2 separate regions of the Homo sapiens genome follow, and region 2 is linked to region 1. A link is a loop called in an ENCODE intact Hi-C map of the cell type or tissue named here. Cell type or tissue: heart right ventricle. All regions are shown on one strand.

Region 1 (8,000 bases):
CACAAATAAATCTCACTGATCTCCAAACAGCAATACTTTGAGAACCAGAAGAGTAGCTTCCACTTTATTAGGCAGAAAAGTTCCTCTGTTCCTCACTGAGAAATTATAGGCTTTCTGAGACATATTTGACAATCACAAAAAAATAGAACTCCATATTTTAAAAACCAGATGAACAATATGTAATTTAAGGCATACCTATGTCACAAAAAAAAGTCTTCCACTCACTCATTATGTAATTCACTTTTCGGCACCAGCCCCTGGCATATGATATGTGAATGATAGATTAAACGGAGCTAGGAATGCACATCCCTGCTTGATTACAAAAGGAATAAAAAACTTCCATGACCCCATTGGATAGAAAGGCCATTATTATTTTTAGAAATCCTTTAGTTGAAGAGAGTTTTGCTGGCTTCCCTCAATAAACTTTTAAAAAAATACATCAGGTCCGAAAACTCTTTTAACCCATGCTCATCTTGAAACAAGTATTCTCAAGAAAACTCCCTAATTTCTACTCCTCTTCCCCTGGGTAAGCTGCTGGGGTAGTAAAGAGCTGACATTTCTTAACATTTTGTGTAGGTATGTAGACAGTAGGTCATGATGCCACTGGTGGGCTTATTGGGGCAAAGAATTACTAAGGGGAGTCATAGACCCTGGGAGTGCACAAAACACTGTGAACTGCTGAGGTTGGGCCAAGCAGAGGTGCCCACCTGCCTTGAGCATCCCTTGAGAAAAAGGTCCACGACCTGGCCAGTCAAGCAATGCCAATGCTAATTCCGTAAACTCACCAGCCAAGCAATAGCCAATGCTTACAATGGGACCTGTGACCAAGCAGGCATGGGGCAGTGAACACCAAGAGAACAAAACAAGAGCCCCAAGGAAGTGCATGTCTACCTCCCAACTAACATGAGGACACAGTGAGCTCTGCTGTGCACACAGGCCACATCTCGGGGTGGGTAAGGAGGAGCATGGAGTATGAGAGTCTTATCATTAACCTGAAGGAATACATTTTCAACCAAAAGAACACTAATTAAACCAGTGTAAGTTTTCCCACTACCAGGCCAGGTGAGAGCTCATGGGACAGAATAGGTTGTAGATAAAGAGGCAACATTTGCTTTGTCCATCTGGGCAGTGGCATGTGTGAATATTCAACCTCATCAAATGCATATAATATCTGTGTTTCCATTTGCATGAATAAATAAATGTGCATTTGCCACATTTCAGTTGGTCAATCTATAGTGGATCATCACCATTCCTTCGTGATTATCAACCGCATGTACCAGACATGGTGCTGCCTTTTATACACAACCTTACCATACTGCAAGTTAGATGGGACTACCCTATTTTACAGATGTGGAAACTGAGACTGGAGAATTTCAGTGTCACATGCAGGGTCACTCAGCTGGTAAGTGACAAAGTCAAGTTCCCAACCCAAATGTGTCAGACGCCAAGACATGTGTTCCTTTCCTACGCCTGGCAGAATCTGGAAAGCCACATAGTAGGAAAGAATAGGACAATGGCAATAGAGAAAGGGTGGAAAGAGCCTTCCAGTTTAGGGTGAGCAAAACCTGGACACCACGGCAGTGACAGAAGATGAAATTAGGAAAAAGACAGGCTCCAGGAAGGTTCTGGTGTGATGAAGCATTGAGGATACATAGGCTGGGGGCATTGCAGGGAGTGAGGTTGCCAAAGGAGGCCGGATCCTGCAGACCTGCTTGGTGGCAGGTGGAGAATGGAGGCAATAGACTGCCAAAGGGCCCTGTTTCTCCAAGTAACAGAAGTTTCTTGCCTCTTGTGACAACTGCAGGGCCAAGCAGCCCTCTACTCATGAGGCAGAAGTGTGTGTCACATCAGCCAACTGCTCCCATAACATAATTCCCCTACCTTGTACCTGCAGTGCACATGCTGTCCAGGGGTGGGTCCTCTGGCTGTCAAAGATTATTATTGAGGAATTTCAGCCCAGGCCTTCCTCACAGAACAGTGTGTCTATGTCTACACTTGCCAAACCTATAAGACTGGCCCACCTTGTGCTCCAATCCTAAGGTACACTCTAGTGTCGAGATAGGAGATGAGTCTCAACAGCTAATGGATACCATATGGCCAAATTCCATAAATCTGTGTGGTGAAGTCAGGGGTCATCTGCCTGGACAAATCCCAGCTCCACCTCCACTTGTTGTGAGACCTTAGGCAAGCCCTTGCTTCCCTAGCTCTTATTTCCTCACTCTAATATTGGAATAATAGCATCTATTTGATAGTGCTCTTTATAAGGACCAAGTCAGTTCACTCCTGTAAGACACTCATTCCCAGAAGACACTCATTGCATGTTAGCTATTGTTAATAAGTTACTCCTTCCAGTAAACACGACATTCATGGGAGATAATGTTTCCTTCATAAACAGGAATGAGACTCCCAGTTACTGATGGCAGAATGTGAAGGAAAGTGTGGGTTTCAGTATTTGGCAGCACAGGGTTCCATGCATGCTCCCAAGACTTCAGAGGTATAGGGGCCCCAATGTGCAATGGCAGCCTGGGAGAGAAGCAGGCACTTAACTCCAGCCTGTGAGATCTGCTACAGCATGAATAGAGAGAGGGTCCCCAGAAGCCTTGGAGACCCAGCCCTTACCCCATTGTGTCCTGAAGGCAGGACATGGAGTCAAAGAAGATAATTCTCAAGTCTTGAGATTTAGTGTTCTCTTTGTTGGGTTTAGACTAACTTGGTACCTGTTACTCCTTTCTTCTTGCCTATTCTCCTATGTCTGTCCTGTGCCTGTCCCATGATTGTATTTTGGAATCCCATAACTTGCTTGATTTCAGACTCACAGCTAAAGGGAAATTTGCCTCAGGATGAACCGTGCCTTGAGCCTAACCCATATCCAATTTAGATGAGACTCTGGACTTTGAACTTTTGAGTTCATGCTGAAATGCGTGAAGACTTTGGGGGGTGATGGGATAAAACAAATGTATTATGCATGTCATGAATTTTGGCAGGTATTTCGGGGCCAGGATTGGAAGGCTTTGGTTTGAATGTGTCCCCTCCAAAATGCAGATGTTGCCAATGTAGTCAGATTAAGAAGCGGGGCTTTTTAGAGGTGATTAGGCCATAAGGGCTTCTCCCTGGTTAATGGGATTAAGACCTTTATAAAAGAGGCTTCACACAGTGTTCAACTAGTTTGCCTTCCTATTTTTTAGCATGTGAGACCCAGCATTCATGGAGCCAACCTGGAAGCAGAGAGCAGCCCTCACCAGACACCAAACCTGCCGATGCCTTGATTGTGGACTTTCCAGCCTCCAGAACTGTAAGAAATAAATTTCTTTTCTTTATAAATTACCCAGTCTCAGGTATTCTGTTACAGCAGCATGAAATAGACTAAGACAGTGAGGATGTAGAATTTCAATTTGGGTAGGTGAAAAAACTCTGGAGATGAATGGTGATGATAGTTTCAAAAGAATGTAATTATACTTAATTTCACTAAATTGTACATTTAAAATGGTTAAAATGGTAAATTTTCTGTTAAGTATGTTTACCACAATTAAAAACACCTTCTAAAGTCTTCCCATGGCCAATAAAGCAAAGCTCAATCTCTCCGGCCAAATGCGCAACTGTTCTCATGGGCTGGGCACATGTGCTAGTCTGGCGTGGTCACTTTCCATTTCCTACCCACAGTTCAGCTACAGTGAGTTCCCTGGTGTCCCTGGAGTGTACCCTTCTCTCATTTCCGTGCTTTGTGTATGTGCTTCTGTCCACTGGGAATTTCCTTTGCTTGTTTTTTCCCCTTTGTCTACGCTTACTCTGGGTCACTCAGCTCACATGCCGTGCTCCTCTGGGAAATCTTCTTCGATCCTCAGGATGGATCAGCTTTGCTTTCCTGGTGCTCCCGCTGCTTTATGAGAGCATTGATAACACTGCAATCTAATCATCCCATAACAATGCAAGGGGGAACACCTATTAGAAAGAAATAAAGCCATATTGTGTTCACATTTTAATGAGAGGAGAAAATTCCGTCCATAAAAATAGACCCAGAAGTGACATAGACAATATAATTAGTAGACAAAGATGTTAAATCAGTTCTTATAACTACATTCCACATGCATAAGAAAAAAAGGGACGCGTGAGCATGGTAAGCAGAGATATGGAGCATAAGTAAAGGACTCCAATAACATTCCTAGGTGCAAAAAAACATAATGTTGGAGATTTAAAATATAATGAATGGGATTAAAAGTACATTATACATTACAGATGAAAAAGGGGTAAACTTGAAAATATAAAAATAGAAACGACAAGATGAAAAACAGAGAGAAAAAAGGGATAAAAAATGAAAAGCGAATCAGTGAGTTATGGAAAAACTTCAAGAAACCTAATCTATGTATAACTAGAATATGTGAAGAAGATAAAAAGAGAGTAGAAATAGAAAAACACATACTTGATGAAATCATTGCCAAAAATATTCAAAGTTGATAAAAACTAGAAACCCACAGATCCTAAAACTCAAGGAACTACAAATACAAGAAATATGAAGAAAACCACACCATAATGCATCATAGTTGAAAATATTAAAACCAGTGATAGAGAGAAATCTTAAAACCAGCCAGTAAAAAAAGTCTCATTACATACAAAATGGTAAGAATGACAGAAGTCTTCCCATTGGTAAAAATGAACACAAGTTAATAATAGTGGGACATCTTTAAGGTACTGAAAGAAAAGAAGTCAACTTACTATTAAAAAAAAAAAACTCGGCAAAAATATCTTTCGAAAACAAAACTGCCTGGGTGCAGTGGCTCATGCCTATAATCCCCACACTTTGGGAGGCCAAGGTGGGAGGATTGCTTGAGGCCAGGAGTTCAAGATTAGTGTGGGCAACATTGTGAAACCCCATCTCTACAAAAAAAATAAAATAAAATTAGCCGGGTGTGGTGATGCGTTCCTGTAGTCCCAGCTGCTGGGGAAGCTGAGGCAGGAGGATCATTTGAGCCCAAAGAGGTCGAGGCTGCAGTGAGCTATGATTGCACCACTGCACTCCAGCCTCAGAGACAGAGCAAGACCCTGTCTCAAGAAAAAAAAGAAAACAAAGATTTTCATAGGCAAACAAAAGCTGAAAGGATTTATCATTAGCTACCCTGCACTACAAAAAATATTATGGAAAGTCTGTTAGAAAGAAAATGACATCAGATGAAAAACTCTATGTAAAAGAACAAAGAACTCCAGAAATAATAAATATGTCAGTTAAATATATATATATATATATTCTTCTCATTTTAAAAATATCTTTAGAACATAATTGATTGCTTAAAATAAAAATAATAGCAATGTATTGTGAAATGTATAAAATACATAGAAGTAAAATGTATGGCAACAACAGCACAACAGCCAGGAGGGAAACACAGAAGTATAACATTACAAATTTCTTATATCATGTGGGAAAGGGTGTGATATTACTTATGGGTAAACAGTGATAGGTACAAGATGCTAACTATAAATCCCAAAGCAAACATTGCTATGATACACAGATTCTTCAGGTGGCCCCTCAATCCACTCCTCTGAGTGTTCATGCTTTTGCGGGATCCCTTCCTCTTGAGTGTGGGTTGGACCTGTAACTTCTTTCCATTCAATAGAATATGAGAAAAATGATAGAATGTATGTGATTATGTTATACAATATTGCAACATTCATCTCGCTAAAGTCTGTCTATAATTTGGAATAAAATAATGGAGTGAATGTTTTCCCACTATATCATAAATAAACAATATCTACTGTTATAACTCCTATTCAACATTATAATTAATGCTTTACCCAATACAATACAGCAAGAAAAATAGATGGCATAAGGTTGTAAGGAGGAAAAAAAGCTCCCTCTATTTGCAATTGTTGATTGCATAGAAAACGATAAAGAATTAACCAAAACAACCACTAGAAGTAATAAGTGAATTTAGCTATGTTGCTCGACACAAGGTCAATATATAAAAATCAATTGCATTTCTATGCAATAGCAATGAAAAAATTGGAAATAGAAAATGTTAATATAATTTATAAATGTATAATAATGCCAAAAAATATGATACTTAGGTATAACTATAGCAAAAATGTGAAAGACCTTTATGGTAAAAATTATAGGATACTGGTAAGAGAAATGAAAGATATCCTAATTAAATGTTAAGATATGCCTTGTTCATGGATTAGAAGACTTAATATTGTTAAGAATTCATTTCTGTCTAAATTAAAACATATATACAACCCAATTTCAACGAAAATTCTGGCAGAATTTTTAGAAATAGGAAAAGTGATTCTAAGATTTGTGTGGAAAGGCAAAGGAACTAGAATAGCCAAAACAGATTTTACAAAATAGAACCAACTTTGAGGAATTTTAATAACTGATTCAATACTCAGTTATAAAACTACATTAATGAAGACATGGAATACTATCAAAAGGACAGACACAAATGTCAATTGAACAGAATAAAGAGGCTAGAGTTAAACCGACATATACGTGATTGTTTTTACAAAGGTGCAAAAGTACTTCCTTGGAAAAAACATAGTCTTTTTCATAAGTGGTTCTAGAACAATCAGTTATTTACATGCAATAAAAAATATCAATCCTTTCCCCAAAGCACATATAAATTGATCAATTGGACTTTATCTGACTTTAAAAGTTAAAAAGACAATTTGCAGATTGGGAGAAAATAATTACGAATCCCATATCTAATAAAAAACTTGCATACAAATTACACAAAAAGACTTTCAAAACTCAAAAATATGAAAACTAATAGCCCAATTTTTTAAATGAGAAAAGACATTAATAGACACTTCACCAAAGAAAATATGAGAATGACAAAATAATCATAGAAAAGATGATCATTATTATTAGTTATCAGGGAAAAGCAAATTAAAATCACAATGAGTATCACTATACACCTCCTAGGAGGAATGTTTTTTTTTTTTTTTTTAACTGAAAATGCCACGTTCTGCTAATGGTGTAGAATAGCTATAATACATAACACTTTGTTGGTGGGAATGCAAAATGGTAGATATTTGTAAAACAAAGTGCCAGTGTCGTATAAAGTAAAACATAGATTTACCATGTGGCTCAGAAATTCTCCTTGGTATTTACCTTAGTGAAATGGAAACTTATATTTGTACAAAAACCTATGCATTCGTGTTTACAGTGGCTTCATTTTGTAATCCCTCAAACTAGTAAACTCCAATTTTTCTCTAAGAAACTAATAAATACAGTGTGATATGTCCATATAATGAAATACTACACAGCAATCAAATGGACATGGAATATCACTGGAGACATGGAAGCTACGAAACAAAACCGAATGAAAATTTTAGAACTAAAATGAGCACTATCTAAAGTGAAAAATGATTGGTTGGGCTCAACAATACACTGGAAGCAAAAAATTTAAAAAAAAAGAAAGAAAATACAAATTTGCTGATGATTTGAGGGAAATTACCATTTTAAAAAGAGAAGATTGAACAAAAATAAACAAAGCCTCAGGGACTGTGGGACAACACAGATCATTGGAATTCTAAAAAGAGAGAAAAGAAAATTAAATGATGAAAAGATCTTTAAAGTCCCAAATTTGGTGAAATCTATCAACTTATAGATCTAATAAATGCAGGAAAATAACCAGCATAATGACTGCAAATAACTCTATATGTAGGCAGAACAGAGTCAAAATACTGAAAATTAGAGATAAACAGGCTGGGCGCAGTTGCTCACGCCTGTAATCCCAGCACTTCAGGAGGCCAAGAAGGGCAAATCATTTGAGGTCAGGAGTTCGAGACCAGCCTGGCCAACATGGTGAAACTCTGTCTCTACTAAAAAATACAAAAATTAGCCGGGCATGGTGGCGGGCACCTGTAATTCCAGCTACTCCGGAGGCTGAAGCAGGAGAATGGCTTGAACCTGGGAGGTGGAGGTTGCAGTGAGACGAGATTATGCCACTGCACTCCAGCCTGGGCGACAGAGCAAGACTGTCTCAAAACAAAAAATAATAAAAATAAAA
Region 2 (8,000 bases), 110 kb after region 1:
TCTGGGTCAGATGATTTTGCATGACTTTAGGTTAATGTTAAGTGTTCTGAGCCTGCTTAAGGTAGGCTAGGCCAAGCTTCGATGCTCAGTAGGTTTGGAGTATTAAATGCATTTTTCATTTACAGTATTTTTAACTTATTATGGGCTTACAGGAACCTGGCTCCCATCATAAATCAAGGAGCATCTCTTTTGGTTGTGGCATTGTATCTGTCCTCACACAACCCCTGTGGGTCTTGACCACCATCCCAGGCCCCAGAGCCCCTGCCTCAGACTGACCCTTGCACCTCTTCCCACCTGCAGGTGTGATTGCTGCTGTGGCCATCGTCCTAGTCTCCCTCCTCTTCGTCATGCTGCGCTACATGTACCGGCACAAGGGCACGTACCACACCAATGAGGCCAAGGGCACGGAGTTTGCTGAGAGTGCAGATGCAGCCCTGCAGGGAGACCCTGCCCTCCAAGATGCTGGTGATAGCAGCAGAAAGGAGTACTTTATTTGAGGGACAACAGACTTCACTTCCCTGAATGCCTCCCCCATCTCCATCAGGAAAAATACACCCCATCGCCCAGCACCCCTGCTGATACCACCAGACAGAGAGAGAGAGCACTTGATTCTTCCCGAGATAGCCACCTGGAAACACTAGGTGCCTGCCCAGGGAGGAACGGAGGAGGACTCGCGCTACAAGAGGCCACTCCCAGGGACCCAGGGAGGCGATGGCCACCCCAGAGGCCACCTTTTGCTCCACGGAGGTGGGAGAAAATCTGGGCACATGGGGCCCCCTGGGCAGTGCAGGACAACATCAGCTCACTGGCAGGAAAGTCCTTGTTGAGGGTGAGGGGGTGCTGGGGTACCCGGGGGCTGGGGAAGCAAGGAAATAAGTCATCTGTATGCTGACTGGGGATAATGGCATCAAATGTCAGTCCTTGACATTTGGGGGGAACAGCAGGTGCCAGAGCTAAAAGGTACCTTTGTCTGCCATTGATCCAGCTCAGAACGATTGGAAATAAATTTGAAATGTAACCGAGCATTCCGAGTCCAACAGTATTACTGTAGTTATCTGGGGAAAGATAAACGCCACCCAGGGCTTGCTTTTCACCTGTGCAATATTATATTCTCTGACGGGGCCAGGACAGTTCATTTCTGGCTCTTGTGGGGGCCAGTTCCCAGAGAGCACAGCCAGTACAGGCGGCTCCCAAGCCTGCCAAGGGAGGAAGGACAAGTGACCAGCTTTCCTTTCCCTACAGGGGCACCAGCTGCAGGAAACAAAAGGAAGGGTGAAATGTCCCTCTAGAAATAGCCGTTCCCAGTGGCCAGGGCACTAGCTGAAGTGTTGATTTTCCAAGGTGCAGTATTAGAACAAATGGACCTGATCCAAAAATATGAGTGAGTCTTGTCCTTCCAATCACAGTGACCGTGGCACCCAGGGGTGGAAGCAGAGGCTGCAGAGCTCCGCTCGATGGCTTTGGGTCCCAGCTCCCCTTTCCTGGTCCCAGGACCTTGAACAACTTGTTTGACCCCTCTGGCCCCCGTGTTCTCCTCCCTCACGTACAAATGATGCTGATAATGACACCTCTGTTGTGCCTGACTCCCAGCGTTGAGGGTCAAGTGCTCAGACCTCCCTGTCTTCCAGTGTCAGCAACTGTGTGCAGCGGTAAACAAACATTCTTCATTGCACTACTTCTGCACACTTCCTGAGGAGTAGCTGTCACTCAAAATCACAGAGTAACAGGAAGAGAAGATGAACTGGTTAACCATCCCCTTCCAGGCGAGTTTTTCCAAGATTCCCAACAGCTCAGCTGTCACTCCAAGGACCAGCAGCTATGAGGTTAAAGACTGCACGCCAGGTGCTGGGGTCACCTAGGTACTCCCTGGGGCTCAGGATTCTTGAGGCTGCACCATCTCCACTTGGGAGTTGGCAGAAAGGTCCCAAAGATCTCCCTGGGAGGATTACGGGGAATGTGAGCTCAGTGGGGGGTCCACCTGTCAGAGGAGCTGGCAATCCTGGGGCCGTGGTGGGGGAGATGAGCTGGGAGCTCACAGAAGCAGTGATGGCAGAAGCCTGGTCCAAAAGTGAGACCTTTTCCTGGTGACCCGAGCTCGCAGGCCTTCATCTATGAAATAAAGGGCTTGGCTGTATCTGCATGGCCCACACTGATCTTCAGAACACCAGTGTGGCAAAAATGGCGATAAATAGGCCCAATGAATATGCACAAGTCAGTTTAGAAAATGATGTATCATGTAAAGTGAAAGCAGTGCAGGCTCCTCAGCGTCTTCACTGGCCCAGTGTGGATGCTGACACTGGTGGGAGGGGAGCTGTGCACATAGCCTTTCCCAAGCATGTTGAACCAGAGACCCCATTTGCTCACACGATACCTGCTAGGAACTCGTGGACCAAGTGGTCCTCGGAGCACATTTTGGAAACACTCAGGTAAATGGTTTCTAACATCCCCTCCTGTGGCAATGCCATTTCAGGTTTTTGAGCACCCACATCTTCCAGGTTTGGGAGCACAGATCACTGTCCAGTGAGCACAGAGGAGGCACCAGAACCTACACATAGACACTCATTGGGGTGAAAAGGCTCCAGAAGAGGATGAGCCCAGGGCTCTCGAGGCCTCCTAGAGAGCAGGTGCCTATGTGGGGGAAGGATGATGGTAACTCATTCCTTTCTCCCTCATTGGGCCCAGGGGCTGTCTATACTAAGCTTGACTCCCTGGCCACTCACCTCCCCTTCCTCACCTCCCTTTATCCTCACTCTTTTGCCTGCCTAGTGTCCTGGAAAACAATTGAAACACAGTCTGCTCCCAGTCTACTGGGTCCCCAGACCCAGCCAGAATCAGGCTCAGCAGCAGTAGTGATGACATGGAAGCTGCAGAGCTGGTTTGTCCCAGGTGGCCTAGCTCAGATGCCACGAGGAGGGAACTGTTGCAGGCTAACTGCAGAGGCCAGATGGCCACACCAGAGAGCAGGGCAACTTAAAGAGATAATGCACACACACACACAGAGTGCACACTGGTGGACACTTGTGGGCAATTAATAATCCTCTCTTAGATTAGGGACCAGGTTTTTAAATCTGATACTTCCTCCAGCAATGCACTAAGTCATTCTGCAGCACGTCTGCAACCAGTGTTAGTTGGGGTAAATAATGCACAAATTTGCACACACCAAAGAGTCAAAAAGACTGTTAAGAAGGAAGAAAGAGGAGAGGAAAGGAAGAGAGGGGATGGGGCAGAGAAGGGCTGGAAGAAGAGGGAAAGGGACAGAGCTCTGTCTGTAGAAAATCCCAGCTTCTTTGCACATAAGCCTCCTTTAATCCTCGAAATAATCCTGGCAAGTGGATATCCTTATCCTCCCTTTAGATCTGTAGAAATTGAGGTGCAGAAAGGTCAATGAGCTTTACTGGAGGTCTCACAGTTTCTAATGGCAGAGGAGCCATTTAACTCAGGCCTGTCTGGCCTCCCTTCAGGAGGTTGAGATGAGTCAGCAGGAGCTGCCCAGGGAGCAGAGCAGGTGGCATCAAGACTCATGGATGCTGGCATGACTGACCAGTGCTGGGATCAGAGAATCCCCAGCCAGGTCTCTGCCACCCAGTGGCCCTGGACAGTGATGGCCCAGGCACCTCTGCCAGCATCCCCATCCCTAGTCAGAGCTGGCCTGGTTGAGAGGTCTCTCCTGGTGGCGAGAGATAATGCAGTGGAGCCTATCTGCTCTTGGTGGGATGATTAGCTTATAGAGATAGCAAGTGCTGCCAGCCCGGTCACACCTCATCCACACTTCCAGCACCCAGGACGCTTGCACCCAGGCCAGTCTTATGAAAAGGAAAGTGATCATCTAGATTACATCATGCCAAAGCATCCCTACCAACACTTCTTAGATGATTTGTGCTTCTTCAAAGTGCTCATTCCCAAACTAAGAGTATTTAGTGATTAAATTTCAGATTCAGAGACAGATAGATAATATATATGTGTGTGTGTCTGAGTATATAGCTGTAATCCACAAACATTTATTAGGTACCATGTAAGTGTTGAAATTACATAGCTGAATATAGCAGCCTCTGCCTTCAGGGGTCCCTAGCTTAGGGGAGAAGATAAACATGTAAATATATATAAGCCCTAAAGTATTATGGATGCTGAGAGAGTAGTGATACAGATCAATTTAAAACACTAAGGAGAGAGAGATCAGTTCTATCTTGGGAGTGAGATGGACTTAGGAAAGGCTTTAGAGAAGAAGGGAGGCTTGGGCCAGTTGCACAGTATATAAGGGCTTGACCACAGAGCGGCTTCAGTCCCAAGCTAAGAAATTAGGACTTTGTTGCATAGGTAATAAAGAGTCACTGAAGGAACAAGTCAGTCTCTATCATATGGATAAGATAATGATCAAGTTAAACAAGACAAAAGATGAAAATGCACCATGGAAATTCACAAAGGGGCTTCAAAAGATCTAGCAAGGCTCAGACCCTGCCTGTGGAGCTGGAGGCCTCCCCACCCTGGGGCTCACCCACTCCTCCAGCTGCTCCATTGTTTAGTCTGAATTTCACATGACTTGGCCCATCCTGCCTGGAGAGAGATGGATCTCATCTATTCACCAGAAGAAGCGGCAGGAGGTCAAGGCTTTGAGCCAATTGTTATGTAAATATTAGAGAGAATTTTTTCTTCTTTTTTTAATGGAAGGAACTCCCCTTCATGATTTTATCTTTTTGTCCTCCCTGGAGAGAATCTGCTCAATTGTTTTTCATTCCTTACCTAAAGATTTTTATCATCATAGCAACGGGAATGATTTAGGGGCCAACAGTACTTTAGCTGGCCCACTGCCACAAGTAGAACTACAGGCATTTTAATGTTTGCAATTTAGCATGTCAGCATGATGCTATGAAAAGAGAGTGGCTCTGGAATTGGACAGACTTGGACAAAAATCTCATCTCAGGCACTAACTAGCTCTGCGTGACCTAGGAAGAGTTACTTAACTTCTCCGTGCTCCACGGTTCTTACCAGTAACATGGTGACAAAATATTTGCATTTTCATGTTTTGAATAGTAAGTTAAAGGAAGATATAAACTTGCCAAGAATTGTGAAGGGTCTGAGGTTTTGCCCTGCTTTTAAGTGAGCAATTCGGCCTATACCAGTTTCATAGATGCTGACAGAAGACATGAGATACCTGGGTCAGAGATAAAGGCACTTACAGCCCAGCAAGCAGCATGACATCAGCATATTTGAATGGCATCTCTTCATCTCCAAGTTAGACGTGGGTGATGTGGGTGATCTCAGAGGATGTTTATCCATATGGTGGGTGGAGTTCCAGAAGAGAAATCTTGAACCAAGAAAATCAGAATCTCATAATGGGCAGTAAAATGCCTGCCTTTTGCACTGGAGGGAGCTACTACTGGGTCTTCCAAGTCTGTTTAATACACAAACATCCTGGAAAAGGTAGTCAAGAACACAGTGCAGTTCCTGCCTCACTCAACAGATGTGAAAAATGCAAGAGACCCATGGAGAATTGTCTCCCAAAAAGGTAGGCACTGCCTAACATTGTGCCTGGTACCTGTGAGTACTCAATAAATACATGTTGAATGAACAATGCAATGAACTAAATAACAGGGCTCATAGGTCTTTAAAGTGTCCCAGCTTTCTCTCCAGAAAATCAAAAACATCTTCTGTTTCTCAAACCACATGCAAGAGTTTAAAGCAGAAAACTTTTCTCCATCCTCTGGCCAGTGTATGAGAGATCTCACTGCAGGCTTGGTCTTTTTTATTGGTTTGCTATGACAGGAACACATAGAGGCATACAGCTGTGAGAATGTTTTGGTTCATGGGTGGATCCATAAATCCAGAGCCCTGGCAATAAGGTTGGGTGGAGTTCGCCAGCCTCTATTCTAAGATCATCCTGTAATCAAGAGGTCTCTTGCCAACATTATAGACCTCCAAAGCTGATGTTAAGATATGCAGATCTCCTAGTTTTTTTAGAACCAAATACAAAAAAAAAGCCACCTTTTATTTTTCAAGTAGCTGAAATTATTATCATTTTTTTTCTCTCAAAAAGTACTTAGAAACAAGTTCTATATTCAGCTTTCTCAAGATAAAGCTTCCTCTGGGCTTACTGAGATTCCCCAAGTCAGAGTGAGGCCACTCCTTTCTCCAGGGAAGGACCTTTTTTGTTTTGTTTTGTTTTGTTTTGTTTTTGAGACAGAGTTTTGCTCTCGTTGCCCAAGCTGGAGTGTAATGATGCAATCTCGGCTCACTGCAACCTCCGCCTCCCAGGTTCAAGCAATTCTCCTGTCTCAGCTTCCCAAGTAGCTGGGATTACAGGCGTCCACCACCATGCCCAGCTAATTTTTTGTATTTTTAGTAGAGAAGGGGTTTCACCATGTTGGCCAGGCTGGCCTTGAACTCCTGACCTCAGGTAATTCGCCCACCTCAGCCTCCCAAAGTGTTGGGATTACAGGCGTGAGCCACCGCGCTCAGCCCAGGAAGGACCATTTTGTTCATAGCTGCAGTGCACGGACATTGTCTTCTTAAGGTAACAAATGGAGGTGTTAGGGTGAAAGGATGGTAGGCATCCAGACCTCAGCTCCCAGGCAGAGATAACACCATTAATTCCTTCATTCGGAACACAAATGTTCTCTGCATTTACACTACAGGTGGTGCAATGCCAGAGATTTGGAGCTGAGCAAGGCCTTACTGGCTCCCTGGAGGACACTGGCTGCAATAAGAGATGTGTTAAAATAGTTCAAGCTGCAAGGGTTCCATCACAGAGGACCAAATGGCCTGAGGGGAAGTCAGGGAAGGATTGTTGGAGGGAGAATTCTGACATGGGTTTTGAAGGAGCTATCTAGGTGAGGGGATGACAAATGCAGAGAAATCGAGGTGATATTGGAACCTGCAAGTGTGCAGTTCTTCCTGCAGCTTCAGGCATGTATGGAAGTAACCAAGGATGACTCCGACACAGAGACTGCAAAGAACCAGCTAATGAGGGGGCTGGCCACTATGCTGTAATTGAAGGTGGTAAGAGCCCTTTACAGGAGGAAAGTGGGTGCAGATATGGTCAGATTTGCAAATTATGTTGCATCCAATGTTGAGAGGAATTAGAGGTTGTACTCTGGGGAGGAAGACAGCCTAGAAATTACTGAGGCCTGAACAGGGAAAAGCACCTTATGAGAGATCTTTCAGGATGAGACAAAATCCAGTTAATTTTTTTTTTAAATAAAAATATGGAACGCTTCATGAATGTGCATGTTATCCGTGCACAGGGGCCGTGCTAATCTCTGTATCATTCCAATTTTAGTATATGTGCTGCGTAAGTGAGCACCAAAATCCTCTTTTAACACAATTGTGAATCAATATGACCCTGAATTGGTTATGAAGCACCATGTGTACAGAACACAATAGCCCCTGGAGCAAAAGATCAAACTAGACCTGTTGAGTTTGTGGATGAAGACCGTTCATCTGCCTTTGTACTAAAATCTCTATGGAATAAACCAAGTTTTTAAGTATCACATAGACACATCTGCAGCTCCTCTGCAACAAAAGATACCTAACCAGGATCCCAAAGAGAAAATGAAAGCAAAGGATTCAGAAGGGCTACCTCATGAGGCCTGGCCTCTATGCCTCTGGGAGGCCAGGGGGAAGGCCATTCCACCCAGACTTTTGACCTGAGTCAGAAATTTTACCCTGCAAGTTTTCTTCTTTGGGATGAGTATTAGAAAGCTCTCTGCCAAGTACGTCCCTCCAGGCAGGGAGGAAGCAGGGAGAATAGTGAGAAGGCCCACCACCTTCCCTCTTCATCTGGAGACAGGAGAGCCGAAAGGGATGCCGAGGCATGTGTGTGGAGTGTGTGGTGGGAGGGACACAGGAGGGAAGAAAATGTAGATGATTCCAAGTTCACTACTCTTCCCCGGCTCAGCTCTGACACGCTTCTCAGGTCGGAATGCCATCCTGTGCCCATGTGAGAACATGAGACCAAAAAAAGGCTGTGCTAGAAGTCAGGCAAGTGTTTCAGACAAGGTCATAAA

The links. Hi-C counts contacts between places; a loop is a spot of excess contacts. Peaks named below come from ENCODE experiments on the same cell type or tissue, not always from the same donor. Only the 100,000 strongest peaks of a DNase experiment are listed, where the experiment ranks them.
Region 2: it touches region 1 in a loop (16-fold over the local background); 2 of 110 quality-filtered maps call a loop at or near these places.

The regions. Positions count from the first base shown.
Region 1 is chr2:126,582,811-126,590,810 of GRCh38, forward strand. All of the region lies in intron 2 of LOC105373602 (a long non-coding RNA gene), which reads right to left. Among named protein-coding and RNA genes, the nearest start is that of GYPC, 69 kb to the right of the region's middle. In heart right ventricle, no CTCF peak of the experiment used is centred here; a DNase peak (open chromatin) is centred at 3,639; H3K27ac peaks cover 1,885 bases.
Region 2 is chr2:126,695,646-126,703,645 of GRCh38, forward strand. GYPC (glycophorin C (Gerbich blood group)) reads left to right here. Exons shown (of 4, transcript NM_002101.5): 4 at 301-1,022. The coding sequence ends at 497. It also overlaps the pseudogene RNU6-675P. Among named protein-coding and RNA genes, the nearest start is that of GYPC, 43 kb to the left of the region's middle. In heart right ventricle, no CTCF peak of the experiment used is centred here; a DNase peak (open chromatin) is centred at 1,246; H3K27ac peaks cover 5,858 bases.